Linked DNA regions of Homo sapiens: region 1 is linked to region 2. Evidence: chromatin loops called from intact Hi-C (ENCODE). Cell type or tissue: heart right ventricle. All regions are shown on one strand. Each heading gives the region's core, and the rest is flanking DNA. Links, peaks and the distances in the headings are about the cores only.

Region 1 (5,376 bases), core at 103-5,102, 49 kb before region 2:
GGATGTCCTGGAGCCAATCCCCAGGAGATACAAGGGGTGACTGTGTGTCTGAGGATGCCACTAACAGAGTGGAAGCAGCCATTTCTTTCATTTGTCTCACCACTCACTATGGTCTCGGCACCAAATGCTGCAAATACACAGAAAATAAGGACCTTGCCCTTTACTCTCATGGTGTTTTTAATCTGGTGGAAGAAGACTGATGATAAGAGAGTAATTTCACATAGTGACAAGTGCTATGAAGAAAACAACATACAAATGAGATAGAGAGTAATGGGGGTTTGCAACTTTAGGTAAAGTGTTCAGGGAAGACTTATTGAGAAAGTGAACTCTGGGCTCAGATCTGCATAATAAGAAGGAGCCAGCTATGCAAAGATTGGAGGGAACAGTGTTCTCAGCAAAGGCAGGTGCAAAGGCCCTGAGGCAGGGCCATCTGTGAAGGCATCTGGGAAGCCTTGACAGAGAGGACATATGAACTGGGTCTTGAAGAATGAGTAGCTTTCCACAGCCAGAGGGGAGGAGAAGTCACTAGCAAGGGCAGGGGGCCCAGGGAAGTACAAAGTGAGAGCCTTCAGCAGCATTCATGGTCCAGGGAGGCTGGAAGACAAGGTCAGGGATGAGGGGCTATTGGAGAAAATGGCCTGGAAAGTTGGGTGGGAGGGAACGCCGGGTTTTGGACCTATGGCTTTGGCCATTAAGATTTCCTTGATTTTTTTTTTTTTTTTTTTTTTTTTACTGAGAATCTCGGAGTGTTTCTGAGCATTATACGGATAAATTATTAGGACTAGAAGTTGGTGTAGAGAAATTATTAGGACTAAAGTTCTCAGATAGTAAACCAGGTCCTTACTTCCTGAGTGATAATGATTCATGATGAGGAGGGGTTGGATGAAGAGGCACAGGATTTGCTGCTCAGTTTTGAATTTTTATTTGGAGAATATGGAGAGAGCAAAGAGGACACCCTAGGATGGGAAAGAAAATTAAAGGAATTGTAATCTTTTTTGGAAGAGAAGGGGGAAGTCAAGGTAATAGCTCAACTTCTCTACATGAGGGAACTAGGCAATTATTTTTCATTTTAGCTAAGAAAGGGTCATGGGGCATGGAGAATTGTGGATAGTCATAACAAGGGATTTGAGGGATACCAGAATGGCTTAACAAAGAGAACTTGCTGGAAAAGCAGTTCTGTGTACTGGGGAGACATCTCGATTGTATTCTGTCCAAAGGTAGAGGGTTGGATCATATAATCCCCCAAATCCACCTCTTCCTACATGAGAGGGGTTTCTAATCCTTGTTAGAAGGAACCTCTCACCCAGAGAGCTGGCTTGGTACAGTCAACCATTGAATTTCCACAAAAAAAATTGAGGGTGAAGGCGAGGAAAAAAAGAAGCATGTGTTCATGATGGGGAAGAGCAGCATAGATAAAAATGTGCATTGTTCATTTTTGTTTTGGGTTATTTGCTGGGCTGTTTAAAGTGCCAGGTCTGGCTCTTATACAAGTCTCAGCTCCAATAAGCTGGCTGCAGGGGAGACTTCTTGTTGCAATTATCCTCTAAGCATAGCTAAGTCATAAAATCCAGGACTTTTCTGATGTGAAATGTGCAGGCTTTAAAAATCAGTGTCACTGTCAACTGCTGCTGCCAGCAAAATAAGTGATTCACATTGTGGCAGAAAACTCCCCCAGAGTGAAAGCTAATGAGAACACACACGGAGACTTCTGGATGTCCAGTCGGAACCCCACACAACGGCAGCATGGGGGCTGGCATTTCAAAGGTCAGAAATCAAACAGGGCTGAAATCAAGGGGGAGAGAATTCTCAGAAAAGACATAGACTTGGCAAGGACTCCATGGGCAAAGAAATTCTCATTGCAAACTCCCGTAAGATAGCTTTGGTCCCTGCAACTTCTGAATAAAGGTCTCCGTGAAACTGTCCCTGACCACTCCGTTTAAAATTACAGCCTTTCCCAATCCCTATCCTCTTGCTTTTTAAATTTTTCTCCAGAGCATTTACCATCATGTAATAAACTATATGCTTTACTTATTACTCTTTCCCCACCAGAATGTAAGCTACATGATGGCTGGAAATTACTTTTTGTCTGTTTTCCTCTCTGCACTAGGTGCTTAGCATATGCTGGGCGCAAAGTATTTGTTGAAAGAATGAACATGTGTATAAAAATATCCCCACAACAGCCTCTTGTGGTGAGGACTGTCATCACCATTTTACAGATAAGAAAATGGGAGAGCAGAGATTTAAGTCTCATGCTTTAGACCAGGGCTTCTTAAATATGAACAGACAAAGGAATCCCTGGGGATCTTGCTGAAGTGAAGGCTCTGACTCAGCAGGCCTGGGTGGGGCCTTAGTTCTGCATGACCATGCCTCAACTTCCAGGTAGTGCTAGAGCTGCTGGACAGCTACGCACCCAGACAAAAGGATGGCGCAAGACCCTGCAAGTGGCTAAAGGAAATCAAAATGTTTTATCCCAAAATAGATTTCTTTGACATCGTTTGAAATGGCTGCTGCTGGGCCAGCAGACAGAAGTGGCCTTGCAAAACTGTCTCTTGTGGGGAAATTTTGCACCTGTAGAGAATCTCCTTGAATGCAGCCAGCCCTTCTCTTTCCAGGCCTTTCCCAGATCTAGGACAGATTGAGTCTGACACCTTTACAAGTCTGAAAAGAAATTCACCATCTATTCTCTCTAGGAGTTATGACCTGGAAGGCTTCATCTACATAACAATGCCACCTTTGCTAGCCAAGCCTCCTTCTTTCTCTCCCCCATGACATGTCTTGCCATTAAAACCTGGTTGTGGTCATGCTCTGAGCCTGCATTCTTTCTATAACCTCAAGATGGTATATAAGCTTCTGTACCTTACCAGGGGATTGGGTCTTCATTCTGAAGCCTCCCCTGTATACAAGTTAAATAAATCTGTGTGCCTTTTCTCCTATTAATCTGCCTTTTCTGAGTTGATTTTTCAGTGAAAAAGACCAAGGGTTCCCCTTGACCCCACACTGTACAGTTGTGGCAGGATGAACCCCCAAATTGGGGTTTGGCCTGGGAGGGCCGGTGGGTTTTGGCTTCCTAAAGGAAAGAATTCAAGAGGAAGCCCAGAGAGTAAAGTGAAAGCAAGTTTATTAAGAAAGTAAAGAAATAAAAGGTGGTTACCCCATAGGTAACACAGCCCCAAGGGCTGCTGCTTGCCTATTTTAATGGTTATTTCTTGATTAAATGCTAAAAAAGGAGTGGATTATTCATGAGTTTTACAGGAGAGGGGCTGCGAATTCTCAGAACCCAGGGTTCCTTCTGTTTTTAGAGCATACAGAGTAACTTCTAGGAGTTGCCATGGCATCTGTAAATTGTCATGGTGCTGGTGAATTATCATTAGTGTCACCATCTTGATTCTGGCTGTCTTCAGCTGGCTTCTTTACCACATCCTGCTTTATCAGCGGGGTCTCTGTGACCTGCGTCTTGAGAAACAAGTCCTGCTGAACTCCTATTTCACAGTGAACCCCACTGTTAAGAGTGAACGTCAACTTAGCCACTTACCAATTTACCTTGGCCTTCCCTCTAACTCTTCCTTGCCTCAATTTCCTTAAGAAATTATTATGAAGATTAGATTAATTTGTTCTTGTAAAGTACTTGATACAGTATCTCTGCACTATACCTATCTGTAATAAGTTAGTAAGATTTCATACTTTTTGGTCTGAATCTAACAACTTTCTCTCAGAATCCTAAGGGAGCATTATTAAAGTTATATTCTGCTTCACCAAAATAGAAGTCAACATTTATGCTGAGAACCCTGATAATATACACCTACTATCAGAAAATTAGAAGTTTCTCCTGGATATATTATGTGAAAATTTTGAGACAGGTTCCTAAAAGTGGAATTGTTGATATTCATATTTTAAATTTTGGTAGTTATTGTCAAATTGCCTTTCATACCAGCAGTATTTGAAAGTGCTCATTTCTCTTCATCTTAACCAACAATGGATCTTAACAATTTTTTAGATTTTTGCCAGTTTAATGAGGAGAAAAACCTCATTTTAAGTTTGCATTGCTCTGATTACCAGTGAGGCTAGGCATCTTTCTATATGTTTATTTGCTATTAAAATTTCTTTTTGAACTCCTGGCCTCAAGTGATCCTCCTGCTTCAGCCTCCCAAAGTGCTGGGATGACAGGCATGAGCCACCACACCCAGCCCCTAAAATTTCTTCTTTTGTGAATTTCCTGTTCATATAACTTCAACCATTTTTATAATTTTTGGTCTTTTCTGCATTATTTTGTAGAAGTAATTTATATATTATCTATTTGTTACCCATGTTGCAAATATGTTCTCCCAAATATCTTTTCCCTTATGATGTATTTTGATCACATAAAAGTTTAACATTTTTATAGGTTTAAATTTGTTAATTTTTTCTTTATGGTTTCAGGATTTTATGGCTTGCTTAGGAAGAAGAGCTTCCCATCTAAAGATTATGAAAATATTCAGTTCTGCAAATATTTTTTTTAACATCTAACTTTAATTCACCTGTTTTTTGTTTGTTTGTTTTTTTCTGTGAGGTACAGGCTTTCTCTAATGTCTTCCCAAATGGATAGCCAATTGTCTTCATATCATTTATTGAAGAGTTTATACACTGCCACTGTTTTGGAACGATATTTCATCAAATTTTTTTTTCTGCCCTCTTTTCTCTATCGTCTTTCTCTGCAACTCCAATTGTGTATATCTTGATAAACTTTGTGGTGTCCCACAAAGCACACCAAAGGCCTCTGGGGCTTCAACCATTTTGCTTGTGTTTTATTCTTTTTTCCTTCTGTTCTTCAGATTGGAAAATCTGTACTGTAATCCAGCTTCAAGTTCACTGATTCTGTGTCAGCTCAAATATGCTATTGAGCCCCTCTAATGAATTGTTCATTTCAGGTGTTTTGCTTTTTTTTTTTTTAATTAAATTGAGACAGAGTCTCACTCTTTTGCCCAGGCTGAAGTGCAGTGGTGTGATCTCGGCTCACCGCAACCTCCGCCTCCTGGGTTCAAGCAATTCTCCTGCCTCAGCCTCCTGAGTAGCTGAGATTACAGACGACTCTCCTGCCTCGGCCTCCTGAGTAGCTGGGATTACAGGCATCTGCCACCACTCCCAGCTAATTTTTTGTATTTTTGGTAGAGATGGGGTTTCACCATGTTGGCCAGGCTGGTCTTGAACTCCTAACCTCACACCCGCCTCAGCCTCCCAAAGTGCTGGGATTACAGGCATGAGCCACCGTGCCCAGTCAGGTGTTTAACTTTCTTTTATTTATTTGTTGTTTTTTTTTTGAGATGGAGTCTTGCTCTGTCATTCAGGCTGGAGTGCAGTGGCACATCTCGGCTTACTGCAATCTCTGCTTCCCGGGTTCAA
Region 2 (5,376 bases), core at 319-5,318:
GCCTTGCTTTCCATACCATTTTTTCGTTCTGCTTCAGATGGCTGGACTGGCTGCATACCATCTCTCTCACAGCAGAGTATGGGCGGGATGTAAATCCCACATCATGGAGCTCCATCCAGGGGTCTCTACCATGCACAACCATGCACATTGACCCCCCAGATGCCACCACCTGTGTGTCTTTTGTGGGAGGATGGCCACGGGGCTCCTGGCACCTTCTTTGCATGAACATGGAGAGATGGAAGTGCTTGAGAATTCACATCCCCTTGGGGGAATCCTCAGCCATGCTCTTTTGTCCCTGATTGGGACAGTGAGATGTGACCTATACTTTAGACGGTGCCAAAGTCACCCACCTTCTTTCTGTCTCCTGGGGACTTTGCTTGATATCACATCCTTGTTTGGCCTCCTTCCCTTTGAAGCTCTACTTCCCATTCCCCTGAGAACACTTCCTAACAAATTATTTTTACATGATGTCTCATCTCAGGATTTTGTTTTAGGGAACTCAGCCTAAGATAGCAGGAAAGAGACTACCACACAAAAACATCTAGTCCCCCTCTTCTCCTTTCTGGTATAGAGATGCCAGTCAGAGGCAGTGTAAACATTTCAGACTCTGAGCAAGTGGTCTTCCAGGTCCTGGGAATCTCTCGTCCTATCTCATGCTTCAATGGGGCAGCCAGTTTCAAGCAAACCAGGATTTTTTAAACAAAGAAATCCACCCGCCAAACATTAAGGATGGCTTAGCAGACTTATGTGACTACATATTGATTTTAATCCACTTAAGTGCCCCTTAAACATGGACTCATTTAATTACCATTCCCATGTGTTTTCTCTTTGTCTGCTTTGGGAAGGATGCCTCTCACACTGTCCAAACCAGCCTCCAGGGAATGAGGGCAGAGGCCCTGAACAGCAGGTTGAAGCCACTCTCCTCTTTACAGATTCCTAGGGGATGGAACTGGGACCCTGAAAATGTCTCAAATTGTCATTGCACAATGATTATGTTTTTTTCAAACTGACTTGGCTCTACCACTTATCAAGTGGTGCCTTAAGTACCTCCCTGTAAAAATACAGATAGTAACTCCTAACCCACAGCGTTGCTGGAATGATATAATGAGTTACTCTGGTGGCTGCCACCATGGTAATGGTTATTGCTATTAGGCTCTAAGAGAAACTTTTCAAGAGTTTTCTTTGCTCTGTCACCTACAGTTGTAGATTCTCAAGCTGTCCAAAGCCACTCTCAGAATGAGACCCTTAACCTGGGTGGGCTGCCTCAACATTAACAGGATGGAGCTAACCTGTCCTGAGCTCTGAACACGTGGCATTTTGCTAAACATTTTGCTAGGATGAACAGATTGATGCTTCTCATCCTCAATCCAGTATTATGATTGTTCCATTTTGCAGATGAGGACACAGAGACCCAGAGAGGGTGAGGGAACTTTCCAAGGTCACACAACAGCTATATATGGTAGAGTGATCAGGTCCCATGCTGCCTCACAGATGCCCGTATTCAGTGGGGCCTTCAGAGTGCATTGTGCAGAGGAGGTTTTCCTTCCTTTGCTCTGGGATAACCTGCCCGTAGCACAGTGGCTCTCCAACTGTGGCACACATTCGAGTCATGGAGGCTTGCTAAAACACAGACTGCTGGGACTACCCCCAGAGTTTGACTCAATAGGTCTGGGGAGGAGCCCACGGTTGTTTTTCTGACCAGGCCCCAGCTGGTGTGGATGCTAGTGGTCAGGAGACCACGCTTTGAGTGGCACTGATGTAGATTCTAGAAACACTGGTGGCTTCCTTCCCTTGGGAGGGAAGCAGCTTCCTGGATGGGACCCACATGGAGGATGGTCTCATAGGAGAGGGGAAGAATCAGCCTGCTGAGCCCATGGACTCTGAGAGCCCCTTCTGAGCAGGGGATGCTGAGAAGTCTGCAGGGCCCGTTGCCCCTGACCTGTGGACTCCTCACCAGCCACCAGCTGTCACTGCGACATCCAGATGTTACCTCCCTCCAAGCTGCCTCCAGTTCCCCTTCTAAAATAAATGAGGCTAGAAAACTTAAGAATGGTGCTGTGGTGAGGAAGTGCTGAAAAGGAACCCAGAGGAGGAGGAAGGAATGGACATACATTTACAGAGTACCTTCATCATTTTGCCCTGTCTTATTTAACACTGACACCGTGAGGTAGGTCTTATACTTCCCACCTTACAGATGAGGATATCAAGCCTCTGAGAACTCAGGCTACTTGGCAATATCCATGTAACTATTAAGTGGCTGAAACTGGGATTCCAACCCAGTTCAGTTTGGCTCCATGGCTCCTGCATTTGTTCCACCCCTGTGACTGTCCTGATGGGGGACACCCTGCTAGGCACATCATCATGCAGCCACTGTCCCCTTGACACTGCACAGGCTGCAGAGGGAGGGCTGTGGCTCAATGCAGCATTTCTACCAGGGGAGGAAATGTTTTGCATGCAGCCTTTTAAACCGTGAGACAGACACTGGTCTGTGTAGGGTTTCCCAACCAGAAATAAAAAGATTGGAGGGAATCTCAGCCACCTGGAGGGTCATCCTCAGCTCAGAAACAGCCGTGTGGCTGTAAGCAGAGCAGCCCGGGCCTTTAGGGCTGGCCAGGAGACCCTTGCTGGCAGGCAGCATGCCCATTTGTGAGTCCCCACCAGCAGCTCCCTTGTGAAGAAAGCTCGACAGGCTTTTTACAAAAGGCAAAGCGAGTTTTCTTTGGCAGCAGGTTCAGATTTCCTGCCCTGTTCCATGATCTCACGAGGGAGTGCTGAAAGTACCTCCCGCACCCCCTCCCCAGCTCCAACCAGCTCAGTTCCACGCTCAGACTTTCTGCTTATTTGGGGAGATTGTTTGTTTCTTGTCTTTTTAATTTGAGACCCTCCTCCCTCCTCCCTCTGTGGCTCAATCCATGGCCCCAGTCTGCATCTGGAGACAGCATCAGTCCCTTCCACTGAACCTTTTAGCTGAGGGTTGGTGGAGGAGGGAGTGCCAACTTTGTGTGGCCTCAGCTGATGGATTTTTAACTGCTGAAAAATGACACATGGGAAAAGAATGCTGTGCTTAAATCTTACACTTAGGCAGCACTAAAAGGTGAAAGGAAAGGTCACATGAACTTCTAGACAACAAAAGCTCCCACTTTTGTTGTCCAGACAGCTGAGTTCTTCAAAGGGCTTCTGACAGGAGAGACAGAAATTCTGTCTCCCATCAGCGAGCCATCATCCCACGCCACTGTCTTCAGTTGGTGGGGTTTTAATCCAGTCACTTCCAGAGCTGCTGGTCTGTCCTAGAGCTTTAAGTGGAAGATGGCCACAGAGCACTCAGGACCAAGGACTGGAAAGGTGAGACCCTCGTCCTTCATCAACACTAGTGGGGCAGGAGGATGACGGTCTGCACCTGCTATTATCTGTGAGACTCTGGCCAAGCTACTTGCCTGCTCTGAGTGCCAACACTTCATTGGTAAATGAGGATAACAATACCATGGCAGACATGTTTCTTGCCACCCACATCCATCTACCCTTCCCTCTGGGGAGCCATCCCCTCCCCACTCCACCTCACTCCCAACCCGTTAGGAGGTGGGCATGCGACCCAGGCTTAACTCAATTGGACCAATCAGACTCTATGACATTTTTGCAAGAACTTTTAGGAAATGAGATTATTTATTTACTGTAGCCTGGCAACCATTTTGCCACCCTGAAGGGACAGAGAGCCTGTTTGAGAACGAAGCCAAAAGGAGGAAGAGAAGCTGACAGATGGAGAGAGAGAAAGAGACACTATGACAACTTCCAGAGGTCCAACCAGAAGCTGTGGTCGAAGCCAACCCCAGGTACTTTCAGTTTGCAAAACCCTACATTCTCTTTTACCTACACCAATTTAGGTTTTCTATTGCTGTCACTAGAAGAGTTAAAACAAGTACAGATACCTCACAGTGTTCAGAGAAGCAAATTTAATCAAGGCCCTAGAAAAAAGGACAGCCCACAGAGTAGGCCTCTGAGCTGTAGTTCTGAGGCCTGGTTCCCTAAGTGGGAAGGACAACCAGCCACCATGGCTCCAGACACCAAAGGGTGGGTGGGGATGCTCACCAGAGGGTTTCAGGAGGACACATGGAAATGTCCACACTGAGGTGGGACCCTCTGTGGTCACCTGGAAACCCTTGAGGAGTGTCCCACATCTGGGGGAGGCTCAGAGCCTGCTCCACAGGGCTCACATGAGTTCCCTGGGATGACACTCGTGGCTGTGCCCAATACAGCTCCTGCCGCATAGGAGGTATGTTCCTCCCCTCCCTGGCACATTCTAAGCTGAATATTTGTGAAAATAAATCCAGAAAAGTAAATACAACACTGAACTTGTCCGTGAGGAGTGTCCCACATCTGGGGGAGCCTCAGAACTGACCTAACTTCCTCAGGCCCCAACTGTACAGGTGACTTGGGCTCATCTGTATTTGCAGGGCTGCTCAGGCTTACTGGACATCAAACCCCGTCCGTGCCCACCAGCATTCAGAAGTGCAGCTGCTGGACTCTGGAGGGCCAAGATTCTGTTTTTAATGGGTGCCAGGTACTGCTGCAGGCACTTTACACATGGTACTTAACTTATAAGTGTAGAACATTGACCCTAAGTACAGTGGTTTTAAAATATGTTCACAAATTATTTGACACTCCTCCCTTTGAAAGGTGAAGCCTAGGCAAGGTGCACTGGCTCACACCTATAATCCTAGCACTGTGAGAGGCTCAGGTGGGAGGGTCACTTGAGGCCAGGAGTTTGAGGCCAGCCTGGGCAACACAGCAAGACACCATCTCTACGAAAAATTAAAAAATGAGCAGGACGTGGTGGCACGTGACTATAGTCCCAGCTACTCCAGAGGCTGAGGTGGAAGGATTACTTGAGCCCAAGAGTTCAAGGTTACAGTGAGCTATGATTCTCCTCCCCTTGAATGTAGGCCAGACTTAGTGGCTCGATTTTGAAAAACAGAATGTGGCAGAAGTGATGCTATGTGACTTCTGAGAGGTCATGGAAAGGCGAGCTTCTGCCCAGTTCTTGCTCTCCTGGATGGTTTCATTGGGGAAAGTCAGTCACTACATGGTGGAACACTTGAGCTACCTGTTGGAGGGACCCATATGGAGAAGAACTGAAGAACTGAGGCCCCCCTGCCAACAGCAGGTACAAACCCTCATCCTCCTGCCCTGCTTGTGTTAATGAAGGACGAGGGTTCCACCACTCCAGTCCTTGGTCCTGAGTGCTCTGTGGCCTGTGGCCAACAGCCAGCCAAGCGAGGGGCCACAAGGGAAGCAGATCCTCCAGTGGAGCCTTCAGACAACTGCATCCCCAGCCAACATCCTGACTGCAGTCTCATAAGAGACCTCGAGCCAGAACCACTC

What was found. Hi-C counts contacts between places; a loop is a spot of excess contacts. Peaks named below come from ENCODE experiments on the same cell type or tissue, not always from the same donor. Only the 100,000 strongest peaks of a DNase experiment are listed, where the experiment ranks them.
Region 1: a loop joins it to region 2, with 5 times the contacts of the local background. A loop is called at or near these places in 6 of 110 quality-filtered maps.

Annotation. Positions count from the first base shown.
Region 1 is chr3:37,759,822-37,765,197 of GRCh38, reverse strand. The region is part of intron 23 of ITGA9 (integrin subunit alpha 9); the gene reads right to left. The region is part of intron 3 of ITGA9-AS1 (ITGA9 antisense RNA 1); the gene reads left to right. Among named protein-coding and RNA genes, the nearest start is that of ITGA9-AS1, 99 kb to the left of the region's middle. RefSeq lists an enhancer at 1-690. In heart right ventricle, for the core only: a CTCF peak has its summit at 2,192; no DNase peak of the experiment used is centred there; H3K27ac peaks cover 3,229 bases.
Region 2 is chr3:37,711,009-37,716,384 of GRCh38, reverse strand. The region is part of intron 18 of ITGA9 (integrin subunit alpha 9); the gene reads right to left. Among named protein-coding and RNA genes, the nearest start is that of ITGA9-AS1, 150 kb to the left of the region's middle. In heart right ventricle, for the core only: no CTCF peak of the experiment used is centred there; no DNase peak of the experiment used is centred there; H3K27ac peaks cover 2,493 bases.